Linked DNA regions of Homo sapiens: region 1 is linked to region 2. Evidence: chromatin loops called from intact Hi-C (ENCODE). Cell type or tissue: GM12878. All regions are shown on one strand. Each heading gives the region's core, and the rest is flanking DNA. Links, peaks and the distances in the headings are about the cores only. Region 1 overlaps PASD1 (PAS domain containing repressor 1). Region 2 holds the start of LOC105377213 (a long non-coding RNA gene).

Region 1 (16,080 bases), core at 4,986-12,985, 61 kb before region 2:
AATCTGAAGTCTGCTACTCAAATGTACACATTATCACGGCTAGTTACAGTAGCTGGACAATAAAACCTAGTGAATAAGACCTATAGATATCCAGGTGACAAACACGAATTGTAAGATTTTAAGTGGAATTCAATCAGCCTGTAGAACTTAATGTTTTTCATTATTCCCAAAGCATGTCCTAATATTAAACACAGAAATCAATCTGTATAGGAAGCAATAAACCCCTGATATGAAGAAAAGAAAAGCTTCTGCTTTTCTTCTGGATGTATTGTCTGGTGCTATCTTTCCCTGATTGATTTCTTCAATCTGTATTTCAAAGGCTAGCCTTCACTTCCCAATGAGAGTGGTCTACTGTGGGATTCAGAGGGGAATTCCAAAGTTATTGTTAATGGTCCTTACATTTCTAGCTATGTCACAATTTCCATCCATTTGTGACCTTCTGCTCACTAGGAATGTGCCTATATACCAACCTTGTTGTTCTATTAATCCATTAAATTCATACTCTTCTCCAAATTGACATCTTATAAAAATCTAGCTGAGAACTGATAGAACTATCAGTAAATTTTTATCTCTTTTAGATCTTCTTTTGATTTCCCTTAGACTTAGCCTGAATTCTTCTAGGACTGGGACACATGAAAGCACCTTAAGTCAAAAAGCTGAAGTACTGCATTTATTCCCAATACATTCACAAAGTGCATACTCCGAGCCAGCCTTAGCAATATCAAGTGTGAGAATCCAGAGATGAAGATGCCACAGTCTCTGTCCTCACAAAGTTCACAGTCAATAAGGAGAGGCATTGAAGTCAATCATTATAACTCCACAATTAGAAAGGATTTCATCAAGATTAAAACAGTCTGTGAAATCTAAAAGACAGGTAGAACTGAAAAATATTGCCAGTTTTTTAATTAATTATGAAGAGTATGTTACTATCATTCTTCTTCCAAAGCACACACACAAAAAAAACTACGCTGGGACTTGACAGGGAATCTGTCTTCAGGTCCCTTGTTATAAGAGTTCCTTGGAGATGAAACCATCCTCCTTATGTTACTTTTATATTTAAGCAATAAACCTCCCTTGGAATGGGGCTCATATGCAACCATAGTTAGTGAATTTAGATTTATAGCAGTAGAAAAGTATAAGATTTTAGAATAATTAAAGATAGTAATAACATTAAGTGATATTTATTAAACACTTACTACACATCCCAGGCATTATGTTCCCCATTTTACACATGAGGAAAATGGGTTCCAAATATTTTTGCTAACTTTCCCAAGGCCATCCTGGGAGTCCATGGCAGTGCCTGAGCACTCACTTGCTGTAGTGTACTGCCTTTTCATTACTTAGCATTGGCCCTTTTTCAACACTCTTGCCCATCTGCAAGTGTCACGTGTTGTTTCCCAACCACCCTGCTTACACCCACCCCCAATTTCCATCTGTGACCTTCAGCTCACTAGGACTAAGCACGAACATCCCACATTTCTCCCAATTCTGGTTCCCTTGCCTATCAACAAATTACTTTGATGTTCTGTAGCAATTACATTTATGTCCAATAACTTTTCAGCAATTGATCTTGCTCTTGAAACTCACAAAAAATCATAACTATGCTGACAAAGTGTCTGTAAACACATCAGTGTTGTTCGTTGAAAAAAAAATAGGAGAGAGAGTTTGGTTTCCATCATGTTAAGAGCTCAGTCCCTTGACAGTGATTGCTAAGACACGGGATTTGAATATTTGAGAATTCCTGGTCTATAGCAAGGAGTGACAGTCCAGTGCACTTCAAACCTCTAGACAGTATCAAAGCTGAAGTGCAGCAGCATTTTAGGCTTCGGAGGAGGTAAGAATCTTGAAGTGCATTCCATCCTTGCCTCATCACTTCCCCCTCCAGTATTTGAGTTCTAGGCCCCTGCTACATCTCTCTCCCACCTAGAGCTCTCCTAAAGCCCCTTTGGGTGTTTGTTGCTGTCATATCTGAGTGGACCATGACACTGAACCAAGGCTGATACTCTTAGATACACTCAAGATCCAAAGACAGGCCAGGCATGGTGGTACAGGTCTGTAGTCCCAGCTACTCAGGAGGCTGAGGCAGGAGGATCACTTGAGCCTGGGAGGTCAAGGCTGCAGGGAGCCATGATTGTGCCACTCACTGTACTCCAGCCTAGGTGACAGAGTGAGACTTTGTCTCAAAAAAAAGCGGGGGCCAGGTGCGGTGGCTCAAGCCTGTAATCCCAGCACTTTGGAAGGCCAAGGTGGTGGATCACGAGGTCAGGAGAGAGACCACCCCGGCTAACACGGTGAAACCCCGTCTCTACTAAAAATACAAAAAATTAGCCGGGCGTGGTGACACACACCTGTAATCCCAGCTATTCGGGAGGCTGAGGCAGGTGAATCACGTGAACCCGGGAGGCGGAGGTTGCAGTGAGCTGAGATCGTGCCACTGCACTCCAGCCTGGGCAACAGAGCGAGACTCCTTCTCAAAAAAAAAAAAAAAAAAGGAAAAAGAAAAAAAAAAGATTCAAGGACATATTATTGGGAATATTGCCCCTGAACACCTCCTAGAGAAATTTTCCTGTCTACTCTTCACACACTGTAACTCTATCCTATCTATTTCAGCTACTCATTGAACTGAGAGCTATGCAAAATTGAGTTGACAGAGCTGGCTGTTCATGGCCTCTCTTTCTAGGGTTCATTAGTGGACACTATTCCTGTATCCTGCTCTTTTCCTCTCTCCTTTTTCATCATTTTGTCCCCAAGTTCTAATATGGGTTCCTCTCCAAAAGAAATCAACCAGAGAATTTACCAAAAATGAAGAATGAGAAACTCAAAACATGTAACTGATAGTTCATCTATAAGAAAAGATGTATTTCTATTAAATTAAATTAATTAATTAATTTTAGAGACAGGGCCTTTGTCACTCAGGCTGGAGTGCAGTGGTGCTATCATAGCTCACTGCAACCTCAAACTCCGGGCTCAAGTGATACTCTACCTCAGACTCCTGAGTAGCTAGGACCTACAGGTGCATGCCACCATGCCTAGCTAATTTTTATAATTTTGTAGAGATAGGTTTTACTATATTTCCCAGGCTGGTCCTCAAACCCCTGGCCTGAGGGGATCCTCCTGCATTGGTCTCCCAAAGCACAGGGATTATAGGTGTGAGCCACTGCACTTGGCCCCAAGACATTTTTAAATAAATTTTCATGACTATTTTTAAGCTACAGTTCTGTTACTTTTTTTTTTTTTTTTTTTTTTTTTTGATACAGAGCTTTACTCTGTTGCCTAGGCTGGAGTGCAGTGGTGCAGTCTTGGCTCGCTGCCACCTCCGCCTCCCAGGTTCAAGCAGTTCTTGTGCCTCAGCCTCCCGAGTAGCTGGGATTACAGGCATGTGCCACCACACCCAGCTAATTTTTGTATTTTTTGTGGAGATGGGGTTTCGCCATGTTGGCCAGGCTAGTCTTGAACTCCTGACCTCAAGTGATCTGGCAGCCTCGTAATTTAATAGAAATAAAAATAAACTTCTCATATGGTTCAATAATTTCTGCAGTTTTAATAAGCAGGGGATGTACTTTAAATTTTTTACTGTATAGTAAACAATACTTTATTGGTAAAATACTCATTCAAAATAAGTTGAAAAATGTGAAAGACATTAAAGAATAAAATTTAAAAACTCACTACCTTGATATATATGCACAAAGGGTTATGGTAGCCAGAGTTTTTAACCAAGTTAATTTACTTAACATTATACCATGAACATCTTTCCATATCAAGAGAGACATATATCATTATGTTTACTGTATTGTATTATATTATTGTATTTATTGTATTGCATGTTTATATTGTATTATTTTCTAAAATATTTTAATTGAGATATAACAATATACAATACACATATTTTCAGTCTCATGAATTCTGACAAGTGTAATCACTATCCAAAATAATATATAGACTACTTCCACCAAAAAAAAAAAAAAAAAAGAAAAAAAGAAATGATGTAAAGGGAGCATGTTCGAAGGAAAAGGTCAACAGGAGAAAATCCCATATTCTAATATCCTGGTTCTCTTTACCAGATAGCTTTTATATAAAAAGTAGAGACTCGTTTGTGGAACTAAAGATAACACACATCATGTAACACATCTTTCCGGAAGAGTCCTCTGTAAAAATTCCACTTATTCATTTAACATTAATTCATTTTATAGACATTTTCTAAGTGTGGACTCTGTGGCTGACTCTGGAGAATAAAGAGATGAAGCCAATTTGTTCTGCTCTTTGGAGATCAGACTTGTAAATAGATAACTAGAATACAAGGTCAAAATTTATAAATTCCATTAAAAAGTTATACGTAAAGTGTTCTGGAAGCTAAGAGGGAGAAATAAAAATGAAGAGCACAGATGGAATACAGAAACAGAAGCACAGAGGGTCAGCATCTGGTGTTATGGACAGCAGGGAAGTACCTGGGTTAAAGTAATCATACTTTTTCTTAAATGCCCTGAACTCTGCTAGAGTGAAGCTCAGGGTTCCCTGGCTAATGAAAAGCTCAGGCTGTCATTCTTAGACTCACAGAGAAAACAGACTGCACTGCTACTGAGATAAAGAGAGCAAACCATTATAGAAGAAAAACTATTTTCACCCATTATATTTCAATAGAATTTCCATTTCAATCCACTGAGGCAATCCAACATGTGTAATCTTGTCTAACAAGAAAAATAATGTGAAGTACTAAATGACAGCCTCCAACAACCCAGAATAGAGGCTCTTTCTTTCCTGCACATCTCCTCCACACCTCCCATCTTCACTTTCTCCCAATAATTTTTATTCAATGAATAAATAAATGAATGAAATAATCATGTTTTAATATTAGTTAAAGCATTGGGGTTTGCAAATGATTGCTTAAAAAGTTAAAATTGAGTCAAGATTACATTACTCTCATGTCCATTTCACTATGCCTCTTTCCCTAAAATGTCTACAGCTTTTAAGCTTCCTACAGTTATTCCTTTGCTCCTTACAAAAGCTGAATAACAACTTATCCTTTGACTTGGATTCTACAGATCTGCATAACAGTTTAAAACTTCTATTATTACTCATGTAAGGGTAAAACTTCATTTTATATATATTTCCTCACTTGAGTTTATTAAAATCTATAGAAACTAGGGTTTTTCTAGTCACTCACCTTATTAAAAAATTTTGCAAAGTTAGTAACAGGCTTAAGTTAAACTTGAAGCCTTTACCGGTTTGTAAGATTAACATTTTATATGACATTGTCCACACTGGATCTATCTTATACACAATATAAACAGATGCTGACTTTTCAAAATTATGTATTAAACAGAATTCCAATCATATACACTAAAAATAAAACTCACTGAAATTTGATGCAAAGAATTTCTAAGTTTTGCTGAATGGGAAAATCACATTTTACTGTTTCCTTAAAGAAAAGTTAATTTGTCAAACTACAGGCAAACCCATTTTTCTGCAGTATTTTAAAGGACGGGTTCTCAGGAACATGGAATGGGATTTGGTCTGTGACTTAAGTGCCCAACAGATGATCCTGAAAAAAGAAAAAAAATCAAATAATATATTCTAAAACTCTTTTCTTTAACTCTTCAGTGAAGCAATCCACCTTCCCAGCTTCCTTGGAAGGGGAGGAGACTTTTTGTTCACCACAGTTGTGATGCTGGTGTCCACACTTTCTCTCCAACGAGGTGAACTCAGTTATCAAAACCCACCATCTCAAAGCCACTCAGAGGAGAGGGAGAGGGGAGAAATCTCTGGCAAATGTCATCCCCAAGCAACAGCATCTAAGATCAGAGGGGACTGAGTCAACAGATTCATTCTGGATTTGGGGAGTTAGGCTTGTTTCTGTTGTCTCTGCAGCAGAGAAAGTTCTTAAGCCTGCAAGGCCAGTTTTTGAATCTACTGGAGATACCTCAGGAGTTTTTGATGCCTTCAAACCTGCCAGAGCCTTAGTCAACACATCAGAGAATTTGGCACAAAAGCATTCATGACCAGTTGTCATAAGAAGTTTGACACTGCAATTAGCTGATGGTCTTCTTGCCCAGAAATAGCTGGTCAATATTATTCCTGGGGAATTCAATATAGCTGAGCCAAATACCATTGATCATATATATAAAATGGTATCATACAGGTAACAACAACTTTCCTAAAGGTCACTGGTCCTGCAGAACACGAATACCAAAAGATGTTAACAGGATTAAGCAAAAATAAAAATAGGTATTAAGTGTTCCTTAGCGGAGAACATTTGAAAAATGCTGGTTAAATACACTGAAGCAGATTTCTTGACACAAGACATCTCAGCACTTTTAATAGATCTAGGAGCACAGAGAATCTCCAAAATGACTTCAGTGTGTCTTTGTCTTGTTTTACTTTCTATCCTCAAACACCTATGCATGCATTTTGGCTTATACATGACAAAATGGAAACTTTGAAAGCCTAACAAATATTGAATGGTCTCTGTGACAAAAATACTAGTCTTAGGATCCCCTCCAAGGTTTATGAATGGTCCAGGGAAAGATGAATGTGGTAATAGCAGAGATCCTTTTTAACTGGTTTACTGGTTGCAGTTCAAAGTGCTCCCATAAAGGTCCCCAGCATAGCCTGCCCAAATACCTGGGAAACAACTTGAAGAATAAAGGACTCTCAGGGCCGGGCGCAGTGGCTCACGCCTATAATCACAGCACTTTGGGAGGCTGAGGCGGGCAGATCACGAGGTCAGGAGATCGAGACCATCCTGGCTAACACGGTGAAACCCCGTCTCTACTAAAAATACAAAAAAAATTTGCTGGGCGTGGTGGCGGATGCCTGTAGTCCCAGCTACTCGGGAGGCTGAGGCAGGAGAATCACTTGAACCCGGGAGGTGGAGGTTTTGGTGAGTCGAGATCGCACCACTGCACTCCAGCCTGGGCAACAGAGCAAGACTTCATCTCATAAATAAATAAATAAAGACTCTCACCTAACCTTTCTTTTACAAAACAATTGCAATGACTGTGCATTATGGTATATGTCTCTGTCAGAATTATCTGTGTAAGATAAGTCTCCTTCAGGCAAACAGTATGAGCCATAAATTAATATGCTATTAATCCCTGCCATTGAAATAACTTTGAAGACAGAAACAAGGTAAAATCTGTTCACTGTATATACCACCACAGTAGAATTCCTATACTAAGGAAATGGTCCCAAAATGGAATTTCAAGGCTGTGCAAGGATAATTTGTGTTTCTATTGAGAATTTTTTATTAAATGAGCAACTTAGCATAACAGAAATGTAAATCTCATTCTCTCACTCTCTCTCTCTCTCTTTCAAGACGAGGTCTCACTATATTGCCCAGGCTGGCTTCTATTAATAATTCCTCGGTTCAAGCAATCCTCCCACCTAAGCCTCCCGTATAACTAAGACTACAGGTGCACAACCACTGCACTGGGCTGTCTCATGTAATTTCAAAAAATATATTTACAGAATTGACGAGCCGCATAGCTGGAAAAATGCCCCATTTGAAAGAGTTGGGTGAGAATGAGCTCTAATTGTTATATCTTAAGATTTATAAATCTATTTTCTATATCTATTTACTTTTTAATTACAGAAGTATCAAATTACATTTATGGCAAATCATGTAAAAAAACAAATTACATTTATGGCAATAAATATATGCTATGTTTTGATAGAATACAATCATATAATATCTATATAAACATAAAATTACAGTAGTTGGCGAAAATTAACATTAAAGTTCATTTCTGTTTGCAACTGTTCTACAACTGAGTACACATACACACGTGTGCACACACACACACATACACACACACACTTCTTATTGATCTACAATCACCAATTTATCAAAACTAAGACATCTTCTTTCCTTCACTTGATTTTATAATTCTCTGAGGGAAATTAGAAGAGTGCTACATTTAAAGTGATCAAGTAGAATCTCAAGATAAAATATGATTTGCACTTTAAATCTGTAGTTGTCATTGGTGAAAATCAAGAACATCCATAAACAGATAATTTTATTATTGATGCTACACAATTTCACATGTAATCAATTCACTAGGATAAGAGTTGATTTTGACTATTTGAATGATGTTACATCTTGGCCTATGCTTTAAGCCTGACTGAGCATTGTATGAATTACTAACTCAGGTGTTATTATTTTAAAATGCAGCTTATTGCTAGGCATGGTGGCTCACGCCTACAATCCCAACACTTTTGGAGGGTGAGGCAGGAGGATCGCTTGAGCCCAGGAGTTCAAGACCAGCCTGGAGAATACAGGGAGACACTGTCTCTACAAAAAAATTTAAAAATTAGGACTGAGCGCCATGGCTCACATCTGTAATCCTAGCACTTTGAGAAGCCGAGGGGGGCAGATCACTTGAGGTCAGGAGTTCGAAACCAGCCTGGCCAACATGGTGAAACCCTATCCCTTCTAAAAATACAAAAAAAAAAAAATTAGGTATGGTGGCAGGTGCCTGTAATCCCAGCTACTTGGGAGGCTGAGGCAGGAGAATCACTTGAACCTGGGAGGTGGAGGTTGCAGTGAGCCAAGACTGTGCCACTGCACTCCAGCTTGGGTGACAGGGTGAGACTCTGTCTCAAAAGAATAAATAAATAAAAATAAAAATAATTTTAAAAATAAAAAATAAATTAGCTGGGCATGGCACTACATGTCTGTAGTCCCAGCTATTCACTGGCTACTGAGGAGGCTGAGGTGGAATAATTGCTTGAGCCCTGGAAGTCGAGGCTGTAGTGAGCCATGATTATGCCACTGCACTCCAGCCTGGGTGACAGAGAGAGAGAGAGACCTCGTCTCAAAAAAGAAAAAAAAAATTCCAGCTCATTACTTAGATTTTCCCCACTTACAACTTGATGATCCGTTTCAAATTACAGAGGAATCTTACTTCCATTACAAGTACATAGTAAAATATAAAAAGGTAAGTACAAAAGTAAAGTCTGAAAGACAAAAATCGTTTTCTTACCTGAGAATGAGAGATTGAAAAACTGATGAGTGTTATGTATGGGCACTGGATAGTCTATCCAGATCATCTTAGAAAAAAGAGATGTTTTTAAATAAAAAATAGCCCATCTAACAACACCAGGGAATTCAATAATCACATAACTGAAAATAAAGGTAAGAGAAACTTTTCAACCACCAAGACTTTCCAGATTAGAAATGACTTTTCATAGTGTTACAATTCTCACAGAAATGCTATTGATTGGAGAAACTGGGAATGTTCATCACCTCCCCCCACCCCCGCCAAAAAAAAAATGGTCTTAAACTGCTTTTAGCTTTTGCACGAAGTCAAATGTCTTTAGTCTCCTCCCAATTCCAGCCCCCTGCAATCACCATGATGGTTTACTTGACCAAAGGGACTGAGCTTTCTCATGCTATTTTGTCCAGTGGTCTTTGATACAAGCCCTAGAGATGGTGTTTACATCTGCCTCTAAGGAAATTCTCCTTTTTCTGCAATGTAAAAACTCTTACTTGTAATCTTTACCTTGGTTTATAGATACAAAAGTGCGTGATGGCTGGGAGCAGTGGCTCACACCTGTAATCCCAACACTTTGGGAAGCCTGAGACAGGAGGATTCCTTGAGCCCAGGAGTTCAAGACCAGCCTAGGCAACACAACGAGACCTCGTCTCTATTTTTTAATAAAAAAAGAAGAAAATGTAAGTGTTGATGTTCAAAAACTTCTTTTAACAGATTCTATGGACTTGCTTCACTTTAGGCAAATAGTATTCTTGCCTTTTCTGAGGGACACACCATTTTTGCCTCTGGAGCATACCAATGCCAAAGCCAAATAGTGTAGTCCCAAAAGAGCAATCTGTTTCTGATGTTTGGCAAAATATATCTATCCCCACAGCATCTACTGGGTGTAAAGGTTAAGTGTAACCTGGATGTATGGACTTGAATCCCAAAGTACATCATTTTTTTCAAGTTTTTCCAGATTCAGGTAGAATGCACTCTCACAAATGTTTTCCTCAGCTTCCTTCTCCCTGAACCCTCTAGAATTCATTGTCTGCTACTGTCTCAGGGCACTTGTCACTTTCTAAGAGGTATGATCACTATTCGACCCCTTGTCTGTCTCCCCCAGTGGAGTATGAGCACAAGGCCAGAATGTGGTCTGATTTCTCCCTGTCTGCAGCACCCAGCACAGGGCAGAAGCTCAAGAATCATCCAGTGACATGAACTGGAGCCACTCCTCAACAGATGACTTTCATTCACATCAGCCAAGGAGCATCTGGCAAGAACCTGGCTAGGTGCCCACAGTTGGCAGTTATGCCCAGTGCTTAACTTCACTAGTGACTGGCACTTGGGACTACCTGTTTGGCACAATTGTGACCTCAAGGAAGATCCCCTCACAAGGTTTGTCACTTGAAGCCATTGTGAAGCAAGCAAAAGTAGTCATGTGGACTTTGGAACCCACTTAGTTAGACAGGTTTGAGTTTGGTTTGGTTTATTAAATTCATTTCTACCTTGCCTCATTACAGACAACATGTTAGTAAAGGGGAAATACAAGAAGTTCAATATATGATTTCTCCACAAATATTTATTGAATGTGCTCTCCTATTACAATCACATGTGTTCTTGTCTGGAGATTTTAAGCATCACCACAATAAAACTGTCTCAGCCTGTCACCCAAGGCTCTCTACAATACAACCCAATTCACCTTTCCAATCACAACATTCCTGAATTCCAGGAACTACCCACTATTATCCAGACACTCACTCTTCATTCATACTGCCCAGCCTTTGCTCATGATCATCTCCTTGCCTAAAATGTCCTTCCCTATATCTTTACTTAATGAAGTAATATAAATCTTTCAAAGCACTTCCCCCAAAGCATCTTCTCCAATAAGCCTTTTCTGATCCTCTGTCCTCCATCTCCACAGCACATTGCCTTTACCCTTATGGCACCTGCCTTACTTGGTACTGTATCAAAGTCCTGTATTGTCAGTCTCTCCCCGATCACTGCAGCGAATAGGGTAAGTTTCTCTCAGCAACACAAGGCTATCTAAACATAGCCTGTAAAACTATGAAGAATAACATTCAGCTAGTTGAAAATTGTGAAAAATCAAGAACTTGTTACTTCTCCAGAGATCATGAGATGCAGGAACAGAACGACCTAAGACATAGAAAAAATGTAGGAAAACATGCAGGACAGATGATGATATAGTTTGAATATCTGTCCTTGTCCAAATCTCATGTTGAATTGTAATCCCCGAGGTTGGGGGTGGGGCCTGGTAGGAGGTGACTGGATCATGGGGGTGGATCCTTCATGGCTTGGTGCTGTCTTCTCCATAGTGAGTGAGTTCTTGGGAGATTTGGTCATTTAAAAGTATGTGGCACCTTCCCCCAATCCCACCCCCAGCCCCCACCCCCACCCCAAAACTTCCCCTGCCTTACCCCCCACCCCCAACCTCTACCCCCAGCATGCCCTTCCCCCACCCCCCGTCACCACCCCATCTTCCTGCACCCCCTTTTGCTCTAGCCACATGATGTGTAAGCTCCCGCTTCACTTTCCACCATGAGTAAAAGCTCCATCCAGAAGCCAATACCATGCTTCCTGTAAAACCTAAAGAACTGTTAGTTAATTAAATCTCTTTTCTTTATAAATTACCCAGTCTCAGGCATTTCTTTGTAGCAATGCAAGAACGAACTTATACAGATGACTTAATATGGAGATAGCCATTCCTGTTCGTATAAAGGTATATTTCAAATGAACCATTTAAAAGACATCTTCATGAATCATTTAATTAAGAATTTGATAGGTAAGTTTTTCTCTGTCTCCAGTCCTTTTTCAATTTAAAATATTGACAGCCAATCAGTAAAACAATCTAGAGAAAATGATACTGGAACACTTCATTAAAGAACTTTTTAAACAGAAAGATTTTCATATATAAATGAACAGAAAAATTTAAACCGTAAAGAATCTGAAAGTATTACAGATTATAGTGGAATATTTTAGGCCACTCCCAGTCCGTATTTATTAAGGTTTCCTCTACTTGATGCCGTAGGAATTTACCAAGGAAGAAAGAATACAGTTTCCAGGACAGCGGGTTCTACATTTCTGGCTTCTGGGCAACTCAAGTTATCTACAGTGATTTCAAATACTTTTATTTATTTATTCATCATTCATGCCCCCAAACATACTATGGGCAAGGCACTGTGTCTGGTGTTTTCATTGCTATTGTTATTATTGTTGTTGTTGTGGGGGGTTTTTGTAAATCAAAAGGACCTAAAGAAAAATTAAAATATTATTATTTCAAAGAAGAGCTATAGCTCTTATAACTTACAACTGTCAAAATAATTCTCTAAAAATTGAGCAGCTGGAATGTTAAAAGGTGTTAAGAAAAATCAAATGAGAAAATCAAAGTCGTCAGGTCAGGCTGGATTCTCTAACTGAAGATGTTAACATTTTTATTTACTGTGTGAGGTAGCTGGGCACTACTCAAATTTTCTGAGAATTGACTCACAAGATCAAACTAATTTTAAAAGAGGTGATGCAAGGGGAGCTCAAGCAGACAGGCTGAGAAGGGGTTCGAGGTTAGCTGCTGCAGAAAGAAGAGAAAAAGGTTGCAAGAGAGGATGACTCCCAGACATGCTATGAAGGAGGCAGACTAATATGAGAAGGAACAAAGATTAAGAATTAGATGTGTTGCTACTGTTATGGGCCTGGGGCAGTGGAGGCTAAAGTAGCTGAAGGTCAAAAGGGGAGAGTGTTTTTTCTTAAAGAAAAACTGAATCATGGAAAAGTACTGAAAGAAAAGTCATCAACTTTAGGTTCTCTTGCATGCTTAGGCATCAATGAAACATGGAAGAAACTCCAACCTCTATTTGACAAGAATTGTCAATTTGACCACATAGACATGAGTCGGACAGATGACTTGGAAGTCTCTTTCAGCTTGGGGAATCCATGACTCTATAAGACATGTTCACAGAGAATATTTGAAATTAGACAAGTCACTTGAGCGCCCCAAGGGAGTGACATGAGGAAAAGAAGATAAGACCTTGGAAATATTCTATTAGATGGGTGGAGGGAAAACACAGCACCAAGGAGAGAGAAAAGAGCCAAAGCAACTAAGGAGGAGATGAGCACAGATGGGAGCAGCCTCTCCACTTTGGACAAAAACAAAGCAGCTCAGGATCAGGGAGGAAACTAGAAAGGAACTGGAAAAGACAGATAAAGACATAATGTTGTTTTGCATAATGCCAAAGGACAACAATTTCAGCACTCCAGAACTCTATGGCACCTCAATTTGTTCCATTTTAATAATCTGTTCTTCCCAAGTAATGTCTTAAGTGCAAGTTTGCCAATGTTCAATTTATTAGCAGTGACATTTACAAAATCGCCTCAATCCACTTTTCTTCCTGGAAACACCTAACCTGGGTGATCCCCCAGCCTTGCACAAAGCCTATCTGTCCATAAAGGCTTAGCTGGCCTCTGTCATGAGGGGGCCTTTGGACAAAGGAGAGAGATTTGCATAAAGGTGGTCAGCTTAATACAGCCCCTGTTTGAGGCTGTACAGCATTTAAAGGGCCATTCTCCAACCTGGCAGTGTAATCCTAATGGAGAGCTTTTGTCCCTAAGGCTGTGGTGGGCCGCTTTATTCAGCTGACAATCCACAGTAAAAGAATGAATCAACCACCTCCTTTTAGTAAAGCTAAGGCAGCTGGCAGCCCACAGTCCTGACAGCTTACCACATAAGAAGCAGGACAATTATCAGCCTCAGACCGAAAAGGTGCTCCATGAGGGAGTGACCACAGCTAGGGCTTCTGGCGGCATGCTGGGCATTTACCACTCAAGACAAAGGTCCCACAGCCCAATCTCCACACAGGAAAGGGGCTGTGAGAGTGCCAGCAAAGCTGTTCCCTACAATACTTCCCAAAGAGATCAAAACCCTTTCATCACTATGTAGCTCCTTGGCCAGTTTTGTGGAGCTCTACAATCATTCCCCTTTAGAATGCTGGGAACGAGCCAGGCTTCTTGTTTCTTTTTAGAATTTCATTTTTTAAAAGGAAATTTATTTTAGGTTTCTTTTTTAAAGAGTGCCAAATTTACAAAATAGAAAGGAGAGACAACACAAGCATAATTCTACCACTCTGAGGGAAACATTGCCACATTAGAGTATTTCTTTCCAGTCTATTTTACATGGCTGTGAACATTCTGTAAATACAGTTTTTAAATCAGGGCAAGTCTGAGTAGGGAAACAAACCCTTTAGCAATTAGGTTTCTAATTAGGTTTCTCCTAATTTATTTTACTTTATTTCAACTTTGAGAAGAGGAACAGAATCCTAACTTCCTTTAAATCCCTTATCTTCAAGTAATCCCCAGCCTAACCCCCAGTTCTCCTGAATCCTACCCTACTGTTCTGCCTACTGCAGGGCTGCCTTGTCCCAAAAAGCAGAGAAGTTGTCTCCTAGAAGCTGTTGAATAATTTTTTAAAAAGGGCTATGTCCACACATAAAAATCTATATGCAACAAAATTAATTTAAGATGGATATATAATTTAAGTATCAATATCACATAAAAGGTCAAAAAATATATACCACCGAGTGAAAAGGTTGACAATGTATGAGCCACATTGTTCTCAAATTAGAAAAAGGGGCCAAGGAAACCTTCCACTTCCTGAAAGAAAGGCTATGGACCTCCTCACTTAAAATTATCTCTAATTTTTGCTGACTCTTGGCTACCTGATGCCAGAGCCCCTCTCCCCACCCCACCCTCAGCCCTCACTCCTGTGCCATTCCTTTTCGCAATGCTGATGGTTAAGACACTTGCCCATTAACGTGAAGCTCTGCAAATGCCCTGGCTGCCAGCTACAATATACTCTCTGTTCTATACACTTCAAATGCCTTCTCTAATCACAAGTTAGAACTTTACATGAAAGCTCTACCTTGTTTCTTATGGAATGTATAAAAAAATGAAAGAACTCTCAATGAGAGTTTCCAGATTCTTCATGTTGATTGACTTTGTGAATTTCACCTTAAAGTACAATCATTTTGTGCAGAAAGACTTTTCAATTTCCCCCTCAAATTCCTGCCTGTTACTTTAAAGCTTTCTCATTTCAAAGTGCTGTGTGGTTCATGCCTTACAGCACAGCTTACACCTGTATTTCTGAAGATGATTGGCAAAGGAGGCTGATATGGGAGACGGAAAAGAGTAAACAGCCCTAAGTCCTGTATGAAGAATACCCAGGAATGTTTCAAAGTGATCTTGACGCAGCCCAAGGAGGAGAGTGAAACTGCCACAATTTATTGTCTATACTAAGGAATATATTTATTGCTTTCTACTAGGAAACTATTAACCTACAAGTTCATTCTCCCAACTGGGAGACCTAAAGTTAGAGGAGAGCAAGCCAACAAAATATACTTGCCTTAATCCACACTTTAAAATTATTAATCCAGTGACTTAAGTAGGGGGAATTGCAAAATCAATGGAAATCAACACCCCTCTTGAGGTCAGAATTCTTGGGATCTAGTCCCAGCTCTGCACTAGCTGTGTGATCTTGGGCAAGTCACCTAGCCTGTCTGAGTACCTGCAAAATGGTGCTAAGCCCTGGCCTCCCTACCGCATATGGCCACTCTCAGGAGGATCAGATACCACACGGATGGAGAAGTTCACCGAAAAGTCTAAGGTGCATTGCTCACCCATATATTCGGTGAAATGTCTCAAATGATAAGGATCACCATAACCTTGAATGTTAAGGTTCACCTTAACAAGGAGACAAGCTTAAAGAAAGACACACTAGGAGTTCAACACTTCTTGGATCCTTTCCCTAAATATCAGTAGTATTCATGAAATCAACAAATATTGCAGCAAGTGAAACATACATCATCAAAAAAATAAAAACAAAGAGAAATCTTGGAACATTGTGTGCATACATACATTATGGTTAAATATCAATGCAGAAAGAAGAACACTATTCACATTCATGAATTTATGCTTTAATTTCCAAAGCTAAATATTAGCTTGATTGAATAATATCGTGTGCCTTGATCTCAGGTATTAGCATATAAAAGAGCTGATGGCCCTTAGCTCCCTGCCATCCCAAAGGTATAACTTGTATATTTAAATA
Region 2 (16,080 bases), core at 4,585-12,584:
GCACAAGAGTAGAAAATGATTCCCTCTGAATGTTTTCAAATTATATACTTCCCTACTGATGTGGTAAAATAAGCTCTAATTTAGATAGCCCCTCTGGATAATGTTGCATGTTGGTTTGTTGTTGAACATCCACATATCTCTTTCAACTCTAATTATTTGTTTATTTGAACTAGTCTTAGCTCTGGTAAATGGTAAAATGTGAAGGGTTAATTTCAGCAGATGTTTGAAGCCAGCTCTGTCTAAAGCTCTGTAGGGAGCCTCTACACAAGAGCCGTGTGTAGGGTGAGGGGGAAGGGGCTAGAGGTCAGGGTCATAGGTAAATCAACACCAGTTTCCAAGGAATGAAAGCAGAAGTAAATCAGAGACCTGGAAGGGTCTGGTCCTGGGAAATGAGAAAGAAAGATGTTATATGAGGAGTTACAAGGTTGGAATAGAACACAGAGGGAGGAGATGATGCATGAAGATAAAGACTGGGTAGCTGAGGGCAAAGAGATGCTAAAACAACAACTTACTGAATGGAAGGGCCAGAACAGGGCTAGATCAAGCCTGATGATTAGTTGGTGCCTTCTATAAGAATGAGGTGCAGGAAGTAGGATGTGTGTACTATTTCTCTGCTAGTTATTGCTACCCAGACACTGTCAACCTACCATTTTGGAAATGCATCTCCTTAATCACAAAAAGAATGTAGAGAGAGAATATGTAAGGTTGAATTACCTACCTCCATCCACATGGCTGGACAGACAGCACCTACTGCCTATGATTCAGCAGCAACTTGATGTATGAAGAGCCTTTTGAGCATTCATTTCCATTCTTATCTCCTATGGAACAACTCAAAAGGGACCCTTGCCCCTTTGTTCATTTCAAAATAGATTAATCTGCATCTGAGAGAAGTATCTAACAAATAGGAACAGATGATCTATCGGCTGATTCGTGAGCTATTAAGGCAGCCAGTACCACATAAATACAAAGACTATTCAAAGGAAGGTAATATCTCTGTACAAAATGGTCCCTACCAATTAAAACTTCGGAAAGTTGTCTTTGTCCCCATGTGGAACAGTATAGTTGTTAAATAGGTGCTACTCCATTATGTTGAACTTTAAATTGAATATTCAAAATATTTACATAGTACTTCTTCAAACTAGATTGAAAATTTCAAAACCATATATATTTAAATTACACTGTCATTGTGTGAAATTAGAGGACATGGACAAAATGTTATGTTTGTTGGAGACTAAGTGACCCTTTCATTAGAACTTAGCAATTTCGAAGGACCAGTTAATCAACAGAGAGGTCTCTGGAGGTATCATTTGTGCTTTTTACCAATATTACGTCAGCATTGTATTGGCAATGGTGTGAAGAGTACACATTGTGCTTTTTGAAAACAGAGACTGATAGGAATTATTTTCCTTATAAATAATGCATGAGAAAGAAAACAGTCTGTTTCACTATTATTTTTCAAGTACTTTATTCTAATCATTTTGGAACAATTGAACATACATCATCTTGTCTCTTTTTATGATTATAAGAGCAATACATACTTATTGTAGAAAAACAAAAAGTTTGAAAAACAAGTTTCAAAAAAATCTCATTAAGCAGAGGTAATCGTCAATACTATCTTGGCATATTCCCTTTTATTTATATTTGTTTTACATGATTGAGGCCATATCGTACATACAATTTTATCTTCTGATTTTAGAAGTTACCATTATAATAAAGTTCTTCTTCATATTATTAAATAAAATTATACAACCTGATTTTAATGGCTGCATAATAACAAGTTGTGTGGAGATTCAATAATTTATGTTAAAATAGCTCTACTATTGTACATTTAAGTTGTTTCTGCATCTTCTCTCAAACGCAGATCAATCTATTTTGAAATGAACAAAAGGGCAAGGGTCCTTTTTGAGTTGTTCCACAGGAGATGAGAATGGAAATGAATGCTCAAAAGGCCCTAAATACATCAAATTAATGCTGAATCACAGGCAGTAGGTGCTGTTTGTCCAGCCATGTGAATGGAATAGGTAAACCTTGTATATTCACTCCCTACGTTCTTTTTATGATTAAGGATGATGTGTTAACCATCTTTGTGCATAAAACTATTGCTTTAGAATAGTGTCAAAGAAATGGTATGCATAATACTATTTCCTTAGAGTCAAAAAATGGAATTATTAAGTCAAGAAAAGTCTTATGGTCCTTAATACACATTGCCAAATTGTTTAACTGAAAATGGCTAAAAAAATTACTTTTCAAATTAAAAAGCAGGTGATTTCTCTCAGCTGTCATGCATTATTTGAAAATAATGACAATTACCTGTTTGTTTGCTATATTAAAAAACAATATATTTGCTATATTAAAAAAAAAATTGGCCGGGCACAGTGGCTCACGCCTGTAATCCCAGCACTTTGGGATGCGGCGGTGGGTGGATCACCAGGTCAAGAGATTGAGATCATACTAGCCAACATGGTGAAACCCTGTCTCTACAAAAGATACAAAAATTAGCTGGGCATGGTGGCATGAGCCTGTAGTCCCAGCTACTCAGGAGGCTGAGGCAGGAGAATCACTTGAACCCGGGAGGCGGAGGTTGCAGTGAGCTGAGATAGCACCACTACACTCCACCCTGGCAACAGAGCGAGACTCCATCTCAAAAAACAAAACAACAACAACAAAAAAACAATTAAGTGCCTTCTATAGCCAATCATTTCCATTAGGCACCGGATTTAATTCATGGTACAAGCCCCTGTGAGCTAACTATCTACAAAGTTTTTGTGGAAAAGATGCAGTCCAGCATAGTTTTTGATAGAAAAGAGAGTAGAATTGAAAAAGAAATTGTCAAGAAAAACCTGGAGATATTTGTAATTTTATCTGAAAAGTTCTTATTTTTGATATGCAGTAGAACAGATCCTAGCTTGGGAGGAAAGAGTCACAGATTAGTTACTAATTACTATGGAAACTCACGCTGGTCTCTAAATTTCTTTGGACTTCAAATTTCCAAATCTGTAAAATAAGACATTAGGTCAGAATCCTACTTCACTTAAAAATACCATATTGGGTTATATTTTCATGTGGAATCTTTCAGACATTATTATGATACAAAAAACACCATTGTCTCATGCCTGCTAATAAACCAGAAATACAGTCTGGGAGACCTCGGATTAGATATAGGAGAGACACTTTTACATATGATGAGCATGATATAGTAAGAAAATGATATTGACTCACCCAGAAATAACAGTGATATTACTATGCCCATCTTACAGTTTATTTTTACATTTTAAGGATTTAACTCTCCTTTTATCTGGATTCAAAATAACCACCTAGTTGACCATACCTGTGTTAGGAACTATGATATTTATAGAATCTGAAGATAAGATATTCCAACACAAACCCTTTAAAAATGATTTTTGCGGAATAAGTTGATTGATTACAGAAGTTATCCATATGGATAATTTAGAGTTTGACTATGAAGACTGGAGAAAACAAACACCATTTAGTAAATTCTACAACTTTTTATATTAACATTTCTGATCAAGTCAGCGCATTTCTTTGTTATGAAATGAATTTAGGATCTACTACTTAAAAAAAAGACAGAAGGTTCCCTTTTCCCTGATATTTTAATACTGTATTAAATTTGTCATAATCACTCTCTTGAAAAATATCACCTTCACTTGACTCCTAATATTTTCCTCAGAATCAATCAGACACGGAAGTTCAAAAGTAACGTTGAATTCTTCATTTTTAGCAATCTGTAAGAATTACATTAGCCTTCCTATGAAGAAGCTTCTTTGCAGCTAGTAAAATAGCTGAAATAGAAGAAACAGAACGGAATCAAAATCTAACTTTGAGAGTCTGTAAATGACCACAAAAATAAGATTAGAGACCAAAAAGACCTCAGACTTTTCAATTTCATAGCTTCATCAATTTTAACACATGTATTGATATATCCAAAGGTGGACGTGGAGATTATTTTATTTCTATAACTAGAGAGTGTAGAGCTCCGAATACAGTCTAATTGGTATATTCTAAAGTACTGGATTTATTATTTGGATGCTGGGTCTCTCCATGGCTCCGACAATTTTGTATTTATCTCAATTTTAAACAAATCAATTTCCATTTCTAGGTATCATTTTTCTGATTGTGCCAGAGGATAGTAAAACGTGGCACTTTTCTACTTTAAAAATTACTTTTCACAACGACTAAATTCTTCAGTTTAAGTTATTGTCTGACCAAGTTTTAAATATAACTTAACTTTAAAAGGGGCCATATTTACTTACAATGTAACTTTGGTTTTACATTTTAGTCCCAGACTACCTGATATCAAATAGCCAGTAACCTAACACATATAAAAGTATTTCTATTAATAGAATTCTGAATGTCTCTGAGCACTGAGGTATCTTGGTAAGCATCTACTTTCAACTCCTTTTACAGAAGGGACTTCAGGAGCAAAGAGGGCATGAGACATGCCCCAGGTGACACAGGGATTTTTTGCTAAAACTAAGCTACATGTCTACTGATTCACAACCTAGTACTCTTCTCATTGCACTATACTGCCTTGCAGGGTTTTTTAAACATTAGAAATCCCTATGCTGGGATATTTTAAACTTTGGTCAAGCCAATACATTAGAATCACTTTATACAGGAAGCCAGATACTTTTATTACTATTAGCCAAATATTTTATAGAACAACAGGTCTGGAACAGAAATGTAAGAACAAAAGTTTAAAAGTTAAATGTCTAGTAATACCCCACAAGCACTGGCAACCAAAACCAAAGTGAACAAATGAGATCACATCGAGTTAAAAAGATTTTGCACAGCAAAGGAAACAATCAACAAAATGAAGATACAACCCGCAGAATGGGAGAAAATATTTGCAAACTACCCCTCTGAGGACGAGGGATTAATAATCAGAATAGATAAGGAGCTCAGACAACTCTATAGGAAAATTATCTCATAATCCAACAGAAAATGGACAAAATATTTTAATAAACATTTCTCAAAAGAAGACACACAAATGGCAAACAGGCACATGAAAAGGTGCTCAACGTCATTGATCATCAGAGAAATGCAAATCAGAACTATAATGAGATATCTTCTCACCCCAGCTAAAATGGCTTATCCAGAAGACAGGCAACAACAAATGCTGGTGCAGATACAGAGCAAAGAAAACCCTCATACACTGTTGGTGGGAATGTAAGTTAGTACAATCACTAAGGAGAACAGTTTGGAGGCTCCTCAAAATACTAAAAATAGAGCAACTATACGATCCACCAATTCCACTGCAATTTCATGGACAGTGGGCCAAGAATTATGAGATATTTAAGGAAAGTTGCTTACATGAAACACAAGACCAAAAGTAAACATAGTAACCAACAAAAACAGGAAAGTTGAATGAAACAGAGACACAGCAGGGAACAAAATAAAACTTCAAAGAAATCTACAAATGATGTCATCAAAGACACAAGACAATATTCAGGTCTAATTTAGGACAAGGAGGGCATAAAAAGGGGCATTTAGAAACCAAGAATAATATCTTGGACATTCAAAATATGAAGGGAGAGGGGGAGAGCCAAGATGGCCAACTAGATGCAGCCAGAAAGAGTTTCTCTCACTGAGAGAGATCAGACCGTCAAGTAGACCAGCACACTCCAAACAGATCTTCAGAAAGAAGGCATTGAGAGTGGACAGAGGAAAGACGCAGACCCCCGGCTGAAAGAGAAGGAAGCTGGGAACCCTGCACAGGGTTGCCAAGAAGCAGTATTTAGTTCCTGCCCCTGAGCAACTCTTAGGGAAGGGGTGAGTGAAATGGGCATGGAGTAGCCCAATTTTGCCACGGACCTCTGAGATTCTAGCTGCAGGAGACCCCACAACCACCATGGACATCTGAACTGGCAGGGAGAACTTCCTGGAGAATTGGCAGAGACACAACTCTAGCCTGCATGGAGCCCAGAGGGTTTGGCGCAGGAGCGGCTGCAGTGGAGCATGGCCGTGGACGCCCACTCCTCAAGACTCTCCATACTCCTCTAGGTGGCTCTAGCCTTTGTTAGCTGCTGGACCTGGACAGAGCAAGGCTGTCTTAGCCGTGGGATGGGGCCAGTATGATCTGAGTGCCCCCTGTCTGCCGACATCTACCAAGGTCCCTGCCTAGCCACAGCCGTTTGCAGCGCAGCCTCAGCTTCCCAGCGGCCACTGCCATAGTTCTTTTGCTGGCAGATCCTGCCCAACTGTGAGAGAACTTTTGCAGACGGACCCCCACCACCTTGCACCTGCAGCCTTGCCTCACCACCACGCAGTCACCTGCAGCCTCCCACACTGTCCCGCCTACACACGTACATGGGGACCTCTGCCACCCTGCATATGCTCACACACGGGGGCCTCTGCTGCCCTGCTGGAGCACTTTTGCCAGCAGCCCCCATCACAGTGTTGTTGCCATGGACACAACACAAACACTCTGGCCCCTCCATCACAGCGGGTGCTTAACCTCAAGGGGCCAGAGAACAAAGTTGCAAGCCTGGTCCCAGTCCCCCAGGGTCACAGCATGTAGCCCAGGAGTGCTGAGCTGACCCTTGGCCTTCTGAAAGCAACCTCGCAAGAAGCAGAGCCAGCCTCTTAAGTGGAAATTTGCCTCCAGTGCTCAGTCCCGACTCAATCCTTATCCTCCTTGTCTGATTAACTGTGGACCTGTCAGTCTGACCCCAATCCCGCAACACCCACCTCCCTCGCTTGCCACACACCACCTCCTCCCTCCTTCCCTCCCCACCATCCTAGAACATGCAGACACTCAAATCATTTTACAACAGGTTCATTTTATTTTCATCACCATGAGGGGTACCCTGTTGTGTGTAAAATGTACCATAGACCCTTTTGGCTATTTCTCTGGGGTTAGACCTATGGAGACCTCTCAGATAGATCTAGTCCTTTGAACTTGCCCTGAAATTACTGGCTGTCCAGGGAGACGCTGGAGATGGTGGAAGTCTCCTCACTTTCCTGGTCCTGCTGTGGCTCCTTTTGATTGAGTTCCTCGTTCAGCTGGTCAGAGTGGCTGGATAGCGTTGGCCCTCTCCCTTCCTCAGGTTTTCTTGAAGCGGCGGTCTTTCGGGAGTGGCTTTTTTCCTGGAACTCCCTCAAAGACTCTCTTTTCCCTTCCGGGTTGTCTTGGGAATCTGGAAGGACAACAGGGAGATCACAGAAGGGCATTGGTTTGGGGGAAGAGGATGGGGGAGGGGTGGGAACAGGGGCTTCATGAGAAGGGTACAGGCTGAGGTGGGGGTTGTGCCAGGCGAGGACAGGGTAAGGCGTCTTGGGAGGGAGGAGTAGAGGGGAAGGCAGGGAGGAATCAAGGGGAAGACAAGGAGGAGCCTGGGTGCGCCACTCACCTTCAGAGGGCTTCTGAATCTTGGTTGAGAGGGGGCCTTCCTCTTCTTCGCCTCTTTGGTGTTGTGGGTGGTTGTCCCTCGACAACTGGGTTGGAGGCTTGTGCTTTACTGGCCATCTTCACCACATCAGCATCTCCCAACTGTCTTCTCTGGGTCACCTGGCCTCCCTATATATAACCCTTCCAGGACAATGATGAGCCACACCCCTAAGCTTTGATTGGCCAGCAAGCCATTACCCAGCCAATGGTAGGCCTGCAGGGAGGGGCTTAGACATCACAAAACCCCATCAGGACATTGTCATAGGGAAGTAGAGAGTAGGGGGAGGGGCCAGGCATGGGGAAGAGGAGGGGACAAGGGGAGGAGTGGGGAGTCTTATGAGGAGGCCAGGCTGGTTGAAACAAAAAAGGGGCATTTCTTTAGCACTCCTAAAAACTTTCCCAAACTGACCTAGCACCCTCCTCATCTTCTCATGTCAGTTCTGGTGAGTCACATGGCAAGGATAGGGTGTGTCTTCCAAAGCCTTTCTCTACTGCCAACCCATTCAGTGGTACATTCTGTTTTCTTCCACCTTTAACCATTATCTAGTTGTTGCATGTCTTACCTACAATCTATTCATGGTAAAAATTTATGCTAATATGTCATGGCCATATTTAAGTGTCTGTGGAGATGTCAATCATCCAGTTCCCACCTACAAATCCTCTAAGCATTTTGAAAACCATTAACTTCTTGGCTTACTACCAAGAAACTTTTTTATTCCACGTACCTTTTCTAGTGTCCATTTAGCTCTCCTCAGTTTTCTATTCTCCAGTCTGAAACCACCGCCTTCAGACTATGAAGACTTCAGTGAAGGGCTGTACATGGTGGCTCATGCCTGTAATTCCAGCACTTTGGGAGGCTGAGGCAGGAGGATTGCTTGAGTCAAGGAGTTCAAGACCAGCCTTGACAACATAGCAAGACCCATCTCCACAAAATAAATTAGTTGGGCATAGTAGTGCGTGCCTGTAGTGCCAGCTACTTGGGACACTGAGGTGGGAGGATCACTTGAACTCAGGAAGTCGAGGCTGCAGTGAGCCATGAACATGCCACTGCACTCCAGCCTGGGTGACAGAGCAAGACCCTGTGAAAGAAAGATGAGAGAAAGAGAGAAAGAACGAAAGAGTGAAAGAAGACAAAGAAAGAAAGAAAGAAAGAAAGAAAGAAAGAAAGAGAGAAAGAGAAAGAAAGAGAAAGAAAAGAAAAGAGAGGGGAGAGGAGGGGAGGGGAGGGACTTCCTTGAATAGACTTGCTCTTCTGGGTATCCTATCCTTGTTTCAACTCTGCTTATCTCAACAGGTATAATACTCTGGCTTGAGTTTTAACAGTGTTAGGGGGATGAGGCAGATTTATACATGCTCCAAGTTGTGCTGGGTGTTTGCATGAAGAAAATCACAACCTCAAACTGATGAATGCATAGAGGAAGGAGCTTGGCTTAACCAGAGTCATGCCCACCTTATGTGAAAAGCTCTTTTCAAAATGTGCCCTCATCCACCAGATAATTTTCTTATCTTATTTTATTGTTTTCTGTTAACATCCTACTTCCCTTTCTTCTCCTGAGGTCTTCTGAAGAAATAGAGCTTACCTTAAGGGGAAACACTCATAGAATTATTTTTCATGAACAATTATAACAAGCTTCCAACTTCTTGGAGGAGACACTGTGTGATCAATTTCAGTTCATTTACCTCCCTAAGTACAGGACCTCTCATTCAGGTTTTTGTCCCTGGAAGAAAGGGATGATAGAGTTACGCACAGGCTGAAGTGACTGCGTTAATATACAAAATCTAATGAAATTAAGGGAAGATTATACTAATATAATTAATATAATATAGGAATATGTCAATATAAGGATAATGACATATAATAAAGAGGTCATCTAGACATGATGTTTCCCAACCCCCAATCTAACAACAGAAGGCAGCCCATTCCTCCCTAGGATTAAATGGGAGCTCAATCAACAACACTAGGGAGGTTAGCAGCATCAGCAGATGGGATTAATCCAAAGCTTCTTTGACAATTTGTGGCCAAGAGAAATGTTCTTCTTCACCATTGTGCATAAGACTCACCCTCTCCCTAGAGACTCTAGGAGACATTTGGGTGGAGACACAGAGCCAAACTCCTGATTTGAAATCACTAAAAATTAAGCTGTGCTTTTCCTAAGTCCCTGTAAACTGAAGCTAGACAACTTAAACTTCAGATGAAAATAACAATAACCTATTTATGTATATAAACCACTTTCATACCTGCCTACTGATGTATGGATTTCAGAGCAATATGGCTTACAGTCATTTTCTAGGATTGTTCTTTTTCATTTGATTGTTGCTTCCCTTATCTTTTCCTCCCCTCATTTTTTCTTTGTAGGACTTGAGACTTCATCATCTGCCAAAAATGAGCTTTCCTAACAACATGGGACCTATTTGTCTAAAAATAAACTGTCCTAGCCACAAGAGATGAGACAAAACCCAAGACCACAGACTCATTTTCTTCTAAAATGCTCTGTCTGAAAGATTTTAAGAAGAAAACGGGAGAGAAATATAAAAAGAAAATAAAAACTTGGGACCCCAATTCACTATGCCAAAAGGGAAAAAATTAAGCTGAAAGCTGAGTAATGCAAGAAGCTGCCTTTCTTTTTGTTCCTAAGCAAATAGCTACAGATAAAAGGTTTAGTATCTCCACAGGTAGCTACTCTAGGTTCACTTTATCTTATGTAAAGTGCTGATTTGCAGAGCATGAGATGAATACATAGTTGACCCTTCCCCTAACCGCTCCTTTTCTCTTGCAATATGTGGATTCAGTAATGTGACCATACCCTACCTCTTTCCCCTCCAGCCTGCTTTTCCCCATTAAATATTGAAGCCCTCAAAATAATACTTGGAGAAAGGCATAGACATATCACCCAGGTGGGTCCTTAACCTTTGCAAAATAAACTTCTAAATTGATTGAGACCTGTCTCAGATACTTTTTGGTTTACAATATAATATGAAAAGTATTCTTTAATCTGCATGCATGGAAAACTATTCATACTGGAAAATAAAATGTTACCTAACATATTTTAATTAAAAAAAAATTGCAACCACCTCAAAATTGAAGAAGTAAAAACTCACAAACAACAGATCAAAGAGGCAATAAATGAAATATTATAGACTATAAAATAATGAAAAGCAATACAGTGAATATCAAGTCTATGAAATGTATCTAAAGTATTCAGAGGTAAATAGATACCTTTTAATATTTTTATCATTTAAAAAGTGAAAAAATGCCAATATCTTGGAAAAAAAATATTAAAGCCTGAGGACCATTGTTGGGAGTGATGGGATGATAACAGTCCTATCAGATAATGAGGTAGTATGATATATGTTATAAGCACTGGCCTTAAAACCAGGTGACTTGCATCCATTTCTCAACCCTACCACATTCATAGTAGTATGAAGTTGGGCAAGATATTGAACTTGGATATTTAATTTTCTCATCTGGAAAATATCAGCTTGGCAAATATTTTCTTTTTCTTTTTCTTTTTTTTTTTTTTTTGAGATAGAGTCTCACTCTGTCACCCAGGGTGGAGTGCAGTGGTGCAATCTCAGCTCACTGCAAGCTCCGCCTCCCGGGTTCACGCCATTCTCCTTCCTCAGCCTCCCGAGTAGCTGGGACTACGCCCAGCTAATTTTTTTGTATTTTTAGTAGATACGGGGTTTCACCGTGTTGGTGATGGTCTCGATCTCCCGACCTCGTGATCTGCCTGCCTCGGCCTCCTAAAGTGCTGGGATTACAGGCGTGAGCCACCGTGCCCAGCCAAATATTTTCTGTAAAGGGCCAGGTAGTAAATATTTTAAACTTTGCAAGCTACATTAAATCGTCTCTTTCACAACTACTCAACTCTACCATCAAAGCACAAAAGCATTCATAAACAATATGTAAATATCAAGTGTGGCTATGTTCCATGTGTCCCACTAAAACCTTACAAAAACAGGCAACTGGAAGCAGAATTTGGTCCCAGGTCAGCTGTGGTTATTTGGCTCCTAAATCACAGTGTTTTTCATAATAATTGACTAAAATAAAGTCTGTAAAATACTGTACAGGTAAAATCAGGGTAGTGTAGACAATACATACACACACACACACACACACACACACACATCCATATATATATAATCATTGCATTCCGGACTAAATCCCACTTGTCATGTTATATAACCCTTTTAATATGTTGGCAGATTTGGTTTGCTATCATTTTGTTGAGGATTTTTGTGTCAATATTCATTAGGAATTTTTCTTTTTTTTTTTTTGAGACAGAAGTCTCGCTCTGTCGCCCAGGCTGGAGTGCAGTGGCGCGAACTCGGCTCACTGCAAGCTCCGCCTCCCGGGTTCACACCATTCTCCTGCCTCAGCCTCCCGAGTAGCTGGGACTACAGGCGCCCACCACCACGCCCGACTAATTTTTTGTATTTTTAGTAGAGACGGGGTTTCACCGTGGTCTCGATCTCCTGACCTCGTGATCTGCCCGCCTCGGCCTCCCAAAGTGCTGGGATTACAAGCGTGAGCCATCGTGCCCGGCCAGGAATTTTGATGTATAGTTTTATTTTTCTCGTGATGATTTTGTCTGGTTTTGGTATCAGGGTAATACTGGCTTCATAGAATGTGTTGGGAAGTGTTCTTTCCTCTTCTAGTTTTTGGAAGTTTTAGAAGGATTGGTGTTAATTCTCCTTTAAACATTTGGTAGAATTCAGTCATGAAGTCACGTGGACCTAGCCTATTCATTGTGGGAGATTATTTGAATTATTAACTTCAGTCCCTTTACTTCTTATATGCTTTTTTAGATTTCCTATCAGTTTTGGTATTTTGTGTCTTTCTAAGAATTTTTCTATCTCCTCTTGGTTATCTAATTGATTATCTAATTCGTTGGTATATGATTATTCATAGTATTCCTTTATTATCCTTTTTATTTCTTTACAATGGGCAGTGATGTCCCTTCTTTCATTCATGATTTTAGTAATTTGAGTCTTCTCACATTTTTTTCTTTGTCTACCTAGATAAACGTTTGTCATTTTTACTGATCTTTTCTTAGAACCTGCTTCTTTGAATACTTTCTCTCTCCCTACCTCTCTCCGTTTCTCCCTCTCTCCCTTCCTCTCCCCGCCTCCTCCTCTCCTCTGATAATGAGAGACTTAGATTTCTCAGATACTCTTTCCTGGAGCAAAGCTTCTGCAATGTGGAGCAGGGTGAGGGGATGAGAAATGCTGGCAGTCTGCCACTGGGGTTGGGGGGAGAACCTTAGTCAGGAAACTGGCTGTATAAGGATCTGTCTGTTTTGAGCTATGGCTGGAAGGAGTGGAGCTGCTGTCACGCTAAGCTGGGGGGCAGGTGAGGGAGCTGGTTGCTGCTCGTACTGATATTTAGTACATTTTTTGGAATAAATGTTTCTCCATTTGTTGAATACTCTCTGAATTTCCCGAGACTTTAAATTGTTGTGTTCCTTAGTAATATTCACCATTTATTTCACTAGGAAGAGGGCTCACAGAGCTCTTCGTGTTGCCTTTCTGTCAATTGTCTCTCCAGTCTGGCATTCTTTTTGATACCCACATGAATCCCTTCCATTTAAAATGAGCCCACTTTCTTGTGCCGGGTGCTCTCTGGACTTGTCCAGGTCTCTGTACCCTCTTTTCCCGTGTGTGTCATGGAGACATATGCTAGGAGAGCCACAGCCTTGTTCTGGTCAGCTTGATTCCTGTTCCAATTTGGTTCCCTTTCCTTCTGTCTTTATCTAGACCATCTGTTTTTTGCTTCCATTCTTATTGCTTCTGCTGCTGCCCTGTGTATTTTCTAAGGTGGGATCTGCCCTACCCCAAAAGGCTCCCACTGGCATAACTTGAAACAACCTGAGGAGAGAATGATGTAAGGTGCAACTTCTTGTTGTTCCAAGTAAATGCGTATAAAAGAATTCCAGCTACTATCTGTTTAATCATTGCTGTTTTAAAAACAATGAACATTTATTATCTAGAAAGTAAGAAATTTAAAATCTGCTAGGAAAATGTTTGTAACACCTTTTCCTTATGAAAAATTCTCCCTGTTGTCCTGGGGTACACATTCACACAGCAAGTCCTGTCCCATGGGAGGGCACTTTGGAAGCGCTGACCTGAACACATCTGAACGCATTCTCACCCCTCAAGCCCAACCCCAGCAACTGCACAGTGAATCTCCTAACACACCCTCCTGCCTGCTCTCTGGGCACATTCTTGTCATCAGATGTTTATTGAGGAGCTGGATTGCCTTACAAGACAGTGAGCATCTTGAAAGCAGGGATCCCATCTTCCTTACCTCTGCATGCCTAGCCAGGAACAGGTCCAGGATCTGGCATAAAGTAGGGTCTCTATAATTGTATACTGACTATGTGAATGAATAGGTCAATGAATCGTTGCACATTTCCAGAATCATAAAACACAAACTTCTTAGCCAGGCTTTCTGGGTTGTCCTAATCTGGCCCCTGCATACTGTCCTACCAATGTTATCATCTTGTAGTCTTCTTCTCAAAACAAACTCTTCATTTTTGCCCAGCAGGCCTTCTCTCTTATCCTCCAAAGCATCCTGCATACTCTCACCTGCTCGCCTTGGCTGTGCTCTTGCCTTCTGCTCTGCTTATTTGAATGTTTTCTTCCATTATTCACAGGCACTTTACTCCCTGGATCTTTACCCAGCCACTCTGCTTGAACTGTCCAGACCTGTCTTCATACTTGGACATCTCCCTGGAGAAGAATAAGTCTATTTCCACGAGGCCAGGCAGAGAATCTTTAAATTTAACCTGGCTGGTGCATATGTCTTCACCTATGGTATAATAGTGACAGCAGTGTCAGATGCTGAGTCCTGTGGTGCATATCATTAAAAGATGTTCCTCCAGTCTGAAAGCAATTTTGGGGGGGAACAGATGTCGAACCAGCCTTCAAAATTATGCAGTCTTTAGTTTCTGAAATTTTCCTCTTTCTGCTTTTGAAAAATCAGGGTAACTTTTACTTCTTTGAAGTTCCATTCTTTGTGATTCTGCAAAGAAATTTCTTTTTCATTCAACACATATTTAATTACCACTACAAGCCAAGCAGTTACTGCTGTTACAAACAGTTTATATATATATGTATATATATATATTTTTGAGACGGAGTCTCTCTGTGTCGCCTAGGCTGGAGTGCAGTGGTGTGATCTCAGCTCACTGCAACTTCCGCCTCCCAGGTTCAAGCAATTCTTCCTGCCTCAGCCTCCAGAGTAGCTGGGGTTACAGGTGCCCGCCACCACGCCTGGCTAATTTTTGTATTTTTTTTTTTTTTTTTTTAGTAGAGATGGTGTTTCAACATGTTGGCCAGGCTGGTCTTGAACTCCTGACCTCAGGTGATCCACCCGCCACGGCCTCCCAAAGTGCTGGGATTACAGGCGTGAGCCATGGCACCCGGCCCAAACAGTGTATTTCTTAACATATCTAAAATCTTCTCAGGCCCTAGAAATGAATTGTGTTTGGACAAGGGTGCTTTTATTCCTTTAAAACTACTAGGTGCTCTCTTACTTTTGCCTCCTTAAACCTGAGTTGCAAACCCTTCTTTACTCTGGGGGTTGGTGGAGTATAGCCCTTCCTGGACTGGATGTCTCCTTGAGGCTCTGTTCTGTTTTGCAAATGAACACTTACTCTTCTTGTGACATGATGCATCCTTGGAATTTGACCACTGCAAACTTTCTGCATATGAAGGGTGAGCTGTCACTCCATCTGGGACGTCCCTGGGTTCTTTATAAGCACACTGCTATTGCAACAGTTAGCTGTGGCCTCAAAATGTCCCATTTTCTATTGAGCTGCTCTGATTTAACTTTTCAGGAAAGAAAAACCCTGTAATCTACTGCAGACAGCTGAGTTGGGCTGATACATGTGTTTTCTCAAAGGATACCTCTTTTAGCTCCACAAGAAGCAAACAGCTCACTCCAGAGTCCTAGAGCATTATACAATGCCTTGATCTGGGGGAGCCTTGAGGAAACCTTTGCTGGCAATAGCAATGACAATTGAGGTGAGACATCAATAGTGGCAGCCATTCTTCACAAATGTACAGTGCTTCACTGCTGACAAAGTGCTACAGGATATATCTTGTCTTATTTATTACATCAGTATTGTGTGGTAAGCAGGTGTTTGGTTAATACTGAGTGTCAACTTGATTGGATTGAAGGATACAAATTATTGATCCTGGATGTGTCTGTGAGGGTGTTGCCAAAAGAGATTAACATTTGAGTCAGTGGGCTGGGGAAGGCAGATCCACACTTAATCTGATGGGCACAATCTAATCAGCTGCCAGCGAATATAATGCAGGCAGAAAAACATGAAAAGGAGAAACTGGCCTAGCCTCTCCCAGCCTACATCTTTCTCCTGTGCTAGATGCTTCCAGCCCTCGAATATTGGACTCCAAGTTCTTCAGTTTTGGGACTCAGAGTGGCGCCCCTTGCTCTTCAACTTGCAGACAGCCTATTGTGGAACCTTGTGATCGTGGAAGTTAATACTTAATAAACTCCTGTATATATATGTGTGTGTGTGTGTGTGTGTGTGTGTGTGTGTGTGTGTGTGTGTGTGTATATATATATATATATATATATATATATATATATAGAGAGAGAGAGAGAGAGAGAGAGAGAGAGAGAGAGAGAGAACCCTGACTAGAGA

Evidence for each region. Peaks named below come from ENCODE experiments on the same cell type or tissue, not always from the same donor. Only the 100,000 strongest peaks of a DNase experiment are listed, where the experiment ranks them.
Region 1: a loop joins it to region 2, with 4 times the contacts of the local background. A loop is called at or near these places in 2 of 110 quality-filtered maps.

The regions. Positions count from the first base shown.
Region 1 is chrX:151,568,398-151,584,477 of GRCh38, reverse strand. The region is part of intron 1 of PASD1 (PAS domain containing repressor 1); the gene reads right to left. Among named protein-coding and RNA genes, the nearest start is that of PASD1, 13 kb to the right of the region's middle. In GM12878, for the core only: no CTCF peak of the experiment used is centred there; no DNase peak of the experiment used is centred there.
Region 2 is chrX:151,506,971-151,523,050 of GRCh38, reverse strand. LOC105373367 (a long non-coding RNA gene) reads left to right here. Exons shown (of 3, transcript NR_188661.1): 3 at 9,765-10,346. LOC105377213 (a long non-coding RNA gene) reads right to left here and starts at 7,500. Exons shown (of 2, transcript NR_135614.1): 1 at 7,371-7,500; 2 at 6,789-7,157. In GM12878, for the core only: no CTCF peak of the experiment used is centred there; no DNase peak of the experiment used is centred there.